2 separate regions of the Mus musculus genome follow, and region 1 is linked to region 2. The links are chromatin loops, found by intact Hi-C in ENCODE. Cell type or tissue: left cerebral cortex. All regions are shown on one strand. Each heading gives the region's core, and the rest is flanking DNA. Links, peaks and the distances in the headings are about the cores only.

Region 1 (2,907 bases), core at 167-2,666, 56 kb after region 2:
AATGAAATCAAGGTCTAAAAATGGTAAAAGTGATTAAGAAAAAAAATGTCCTGCATATTCTCCTTCAAGAAGCTGACCGCTGTTGAAAGGCTCTCCTCTGTTGAAAGGCTCTCCTCAGTTACCATGGGCAAGACAAGTGGGACATATTCCACAAGTCCCATTCTAAATCTCGGAAGGTTATCCATTATCCATTCCCTTTAGTAAAACCAAAACAGAACACAGCCGATTCTGCACTCTAGAAAGAAAGACAGCTCGGGCCTTTCAGCACAGGGCCATGGTCCTCCAGCCTGGGTCAGGATCAGAAGGTTACTTAATGAATGTAAAAGAGCGCTAGGCTGTACATTGATTACCATTAAGAGTTCTCTACATTTGTTTTTACCTAAAGGACCACCTAAGGTAACAATGTCAGCACAATTGTTAGGTAAGAGTTTCCTCGAGATTGAAACATTCCAACCTGCAGGAAATTGCCTTCAACAGACTTAAACAACTCAGAATAGCTTCCGGAAGTCCCTGAAACTGGTGAGATCCATGAGGCCCTCCTTGCTAGAGGATAACAATAAAAGCTAAGAGCCACTCTCAGAGAAGCCAAGATGCGAAGAAGACTCTTGAGACCTGACCAGAAGGTGGTTACTGCCTGCCTGGAAGAGGCTCAGACCTGAGTTACCTGGAAAGGACAGTCTCCAACCTGTTGAGCTGCCTACAGGCTGTGTCACGTGCTGGAGGTTTCCTGGCTTCGTGAGCTGTCACTCATGCTGGGGTGGGCCTTGGAGATTCAGCTGTCTCAAGTCATTTCTGCTAATGTAAGTGACCCCGCACCCATATTAGTTAGTAAACACCCCACCCCACCCCCCACCACATGGTTCACCAAGTTGGACATCGATGGTATCAAAGGGTTAGGGTTTGATCTGTCTTGGGCTTCCTATCTGAGTAGATGTGTGTTTCATTTCCCCAGGAATAACTTTGTCACACAACAAACATTAATTTTCTCCATGTATGTGAATATCATAAGCCCAGGTTGGCTCTGAAGTGTTGTTGGTCAGTCTCTGTATGAGACAAGTTTCATTCCAAGCTTCCTAGTAGACATTATTATGAGGGAAATAGAAAAACCAAGATAATCAGCTTCAATTTTTTTTTCCCTAAGAAACTGAAGCCTGGGTTTATTAAACTCCACCCAATGAAGCCTTTAATAATCAGCTCTCCACCCAGGCCTTACTCCCCTCACAGTGTCTCCTTTAAAACAGATCAGAAACTAGACAGCGTCCCTGTGCCTCCATCTCCACTTGGCAGGACACCCTCAATCCAAGATCAGCAGCCCCATGGGCTTTTCTCTACGGGTCCCATTGCCACACAGAATATTCACATGAGGTCGCTTTGCGTATGTTCTAGCCTGGCTGCATTTAAAACAAAAGTAGTCGCTTGCCGTGCTCTCTTCAACCACACTGAACAGGCGGTTGCATAACCTGCCGGGACAAGTTGCAGAATGAGTCAGGAAGGGACCAACCCCAGGAAAAATCGTGAATTAGGCAGTTTGACTTCAGCGCCACACCTACAGAACTCCACACACCTCCTTGATCCCTTCCCATGGTATCATTAGCCCTGAGGGTCACCAGCATACCACAAGCCTCCCCCCACCCCCCCTACACACACCAGATTCCTGTCTCCCCGCTGGCTTCTGATCCCTGAAACCAACTTCCCAACCTGCCTCTGCACTAATTAAAATTTACTGCTCCAGTATCTCTCTCCCTCAGGGTTTAAAGTGACAACAACCTAATCTGATAATGCCGGTCCACATTAACATACAGAGAGAAAGCTAGAAGCTAAAGTGAATTTTAACCATGACCTAAAGATAACACCTCTGCAGTTGAACTCGTTAGCAGCTTGCAGTGAGAATTTCCCCCGCTAAGGAATGTGGGAGAGGAAAATATTGGGGAGCTGTTACAGGCCTCAGCACTGGCAGGCCAAGTGGAAACAGAGGGACCACGTGAGCCAAACATATGGCCAGCACTAATCTGAAGATGAACAATCCCCGATCAAGGTGGCAAGTGAGAGACAAGCACAAGAATTAAGTATCGAAAAGCAACTTGGGGGCCATGGAAGGTTGAACTTGACGTGTGCCACAATTAAATTTTTCTTTCACAGGGCTCGCAAGTCCTAGGACCCACCAGGCATTTTCCAACTTTTTTCCCTTAGAACAAAACTTACCTTCAAAAACCCTATCACGTAAAACATTCATTCCCAAACCATCTGGCTTCTGTTGTCTGATGGTTTAAAGCCCTCCTTTCAAGTTTACAAACAGTTCTCAGACAGATGAGTATCTCCGCTTGATCCTGCGGTATGTTTCCAATCTCGACGGACGTACGTGCCGATTTATTTACCTCACTTTATGGTAGGAAAAGGAGGGTCAACGAAGGCAGGCGTCTGGCCAGGATTTGAACTGGCCTTCTCAGCAGAGGGCTGTGTTCTCTTCACCTCTGAGCTGCCAGGCTGCCTCTCAGCATTTAGATTTATCTGTGCCTTTGCTGTCATGTAACCCTTGCATCCTAGGGGGATTCTTGTGTTTTAAAGAGAGTTCAGCTACTCCCCAGAAGAAAATAACCTGTGTATTCAGTGGCCCCGAGGGTACCTGTAGTCCTATCTGATTTCCATTACCACCCCACCCCCTCAGGTAATTCTTCATTCCCTTGGAAGTGTGAGTACCTGCATCTCTCTCACAAAGTCTTTCTTGAGCTGTGGCGCTCCGATTACCTGCTCATGTTTGGGTGGATTACCTATCTTGCCTCTGCTACTCACCTGGGCTGGGTTCCCATCACAGTTGTCTGTTTAGCAAGAAGGAACAATATGTTTCTGGGCTTAACAGGGAGAAAAACATGAACATAGCTAGTTGAAGCCAGAATACAAATGTTTCAC
Region 2 (2,907 bases), core at 281-2,780:
GGTGGGGTGAGGGATGCCTCTGTGGTGCAGTTGAAGACTAAGAGACCACACCATTGACAACCTATTGTAAGCGGGGAGATTTGCCAGTGAAACAGATCAGATTCTGGTCTGATAGGCAACCAATCAGGGGAGCAGATACACCTGCCCAGTTGGAAGGAATGAATGATGAAGGAATTTATGACAGATGTACCTCAGCAGCAGATGGGGTATCTACTAAACAGGGAGACTGCTGCTTCACTCCAGAATGAAAGGAAGGGAAAGGAAAGGGGAAGAAAAGGGAAAAGGGGAAAGGGGAAAAGGAAAAGGGAGAAGGGAAAAAAGGGAAGAGGGAAAAGGCAAAAGGGAAAGGAGGGGAGGGGAGAGGTAGAGGGAGGGGGAGAGGGGAGAGCAGAGAGAGGAGAGGGGGAGGGGGAGGAGGGAGAGGAGGGAGAGGAGGGAGAGGAGAAGAGGGAGAGGAAAGGAAAGGAAAGGAAAGGAAAGGAAAGGAAAGGAAAGGAAAGGAAAGGAAAGGAAAGGAAAGGAAAAAGGAAAGGAAGAGAGAAAGAAAAAAAGCCCTAAATAAATAATTGACATTATAGCCGGGCAGTGGTGGCACATGCCTTTAATCCCAGCACTAGGGAGGTAGAGGCAGGTAGATTTCTGAGTTCGAGGCCAGCCTGAGTGAGTTCCAGGACAGCCAGGGCTACACAGAAAAACCCTGTCTCAGAAAACAAAAAAACAAACAAAAATTGACATTTTATATTTTAACAGCAGCAAAAAAAAGGCTTCAAACCAAAGATTTTTAAAACACGAAGCAGTGATTTTTTTTTCATGCCAAAACATTGCTGAGAATTTCATATCTCCTGGATTTCATCCATATTCTTTAGTTCCAGACCTAAAGCAATCTCTTGTGGTTTATAGGTATAAATTGATAATCTGTACTTGTAGCAGGGTGAATGTATAGGCTCTACTCTGCAAGTAACCTTATTTCTATAGGTATAGCTTGGAAACAAGTCGCTGTGCTCCCCAATGTCAACCAAAATCAAGTGCAACCTTTCTCATGCTCAAAGGCAGTATTAAACATATTGATAGAGACCAAGACCACCAACGTGATTTCAGGCAGGGAGGCTTTAGACTGGGCTCTGTGTGCAGCGACATGGTCAGGATTCCACAGCCGAAAATATGCAGGGGTAGCGGTGCTTCATCCTGCACTTCATCCTACCCTCCGCTTTGGCTGCCACAGAAGACCAGATAATCACACCAGATTCCTTTCCAGAGCCTGCCCTTCCTGTTTAAGCCCAGAAGAGAGGGTCTGTCTTAACCCCACCATCGAATTACTAAAATACCTTCCCTTGCGCAGCCTGACTCATCCCCCACCCCCGCACCCTCCTCACAGCACAGGCTCATCAGGTTAATTGTAATTAACCTTTCTAAATTGTAGCCTTTCTAGTTTATTCTGTGCCTCCCATCAAAACCTCTTAACCCCGACCCCTTCAAGTCTCGGGATGCTATAGAAGGCAGCAGGCAGTTCAGAGGTGTGAGTTTAAGGCTAGAAGGGCCACTATGTAGCGAAGCAGTTTTGCTCTCAGGCAGTTACAGTCTCCTAGGAGATGCATCTGTCTCGCAAGCTACTATAAGGCTGTGTGCTAATTGGTCTAATTAAGGTCAAGATCTACAGTTTAGGGATTTGAGACAAAGGACAGAGCCATTTGTTTTCTATTGGTGCCCATTGCTTAGTAAATGATCAGAACCAACTGCTTGTCAGTCGTGGTACTTTAGAAACGGGCTTCGACAACCTCCTATCTCTCTCTCTGCATTCCATACAAACCCTCAGTCCCTGCCAAATTAAGCTGATTAGCCCTGAAAGCGCTTGGCGGTTTCCACCCCCTTATCTTTCCTGATGCCAACTATTTTGAGTAAATCATTACCCCGCTCCTGCCCAAATGCCTGTTAGGTTACCTATTGCCGTTCCTTTAGAAACTCTGCATGAAACAATGTGTTGGGCACCCCCACCCCAGCTGAGTCACTCTCCACTCACTTTCCATTCTCAGTCTACCATAACCCCAGTTATTGAGACCTCCAGTACAGCCCGGCAGCCCCGCCTCCTGCGCTGGCGCTGGCGTGGTCCTCGCTGCCCACTGAGCTGCCCGCATCCACAGCGCTCCGCCTCCTTCTTCCTCTCCACCTCAACCTTTCCTGAGCAGCTGGAAGGGCTCTGTGTCCCTCCCCCATTCCCAGTCACCTCCCCACCCCACCCCGGGACTCCCTCACCCAGCCTGTGGAATTACCTTGTACAGCTCCAGGACCAGAGTCAGCAGGATGTGGCTATGACCACTTTAGAAAGTTAAGCAAAATACCACGACACTGGTGACCCTTGGAAGAAGTCTTGCTAAGCGAAATAATCTCTACGGGGGGGGGGGGGGGGGAAGAAAAATATTTGCTGTGACTCCGTCTACACTTAGAGAAAGCGCAGCAGTGGTTACCTGAGGCTGGTGGGGAGGTGAGAGGGGAGGGTTTAGTTTCACCACAGGAAGAAGACTGTTCTGGAAACAGCAAGCAACAAGGGTCACACAACAGTATAGGGTGGAATGCCGCCGAACTGCATACATAAACATGGTTAACGTGGTAAGCTTTGTTATGAGTAGTTTATCACGAAAATAGATTCAAAGCTACAGTACAGTTTAGTGCAAAGCTAACGTGGCCGCCTCCATCTGTTCTGGGATAACTCACTCTCGGGCTCAATCTCTCCCACCCCGAGCTTCCCCAATTACTCTGAGCATACCTTCACTCTTCCTTGTTCTTGGCTACTTTGTGGCCTGGCTGTGGATGTTTCTTTAAAATCGAGTGTTTGAGCAGTGGGAGCCAAGAGTTGCTAAATAAATATATTTTACCAAAGTATTGCTCCCTTCTCATGGTCCTGCTGTTTGG

What was found. A loop is a pair of places that touch in the nucleus more often than their neighbours do. Peaks named below come from ENCODE experiments on the same cell type or tissue, not always from the same donor. Only the 100,000 strongest peaks of a DNase experiment are listed, where the experiment ranks them.
Region 1: a loop joins it to region 2, with 2.4 times the contacts of the local background. A loop is called at or near these places in 4 of 42 quality-filtered maps.

The regions. Positions count from the first base shown.
Region 1 is chr5:103,419,286-103,422,192 of GRCm38, forward strand. No RefSeq gene overlaps it. Among named protein-coding and RNA genes, the nearest start is that of Ptpn13, 4.5 kb to the right of the region's middle. In left cerebral cortex, for the core only: no CTCF peak of the experiment used is centred there; a DNase peak (open chromatin) is centred at 1,424.
Region 2 is chr5:103,363,393-103,366,299 of GRCm38, forward strand. No RefSeq gene overlaps it. Among named protein-coding and RNA genes, the nearest start is that of Gm30443, 4.9 kb to the left of the region's middle. In left cerebral cortex, for the core only: no CTCF peak of the experiment used is centred there; DNase peaks (open chromatin) are centred at 1,756 and 2,669; H3K4me3 peaks cover 249 bases.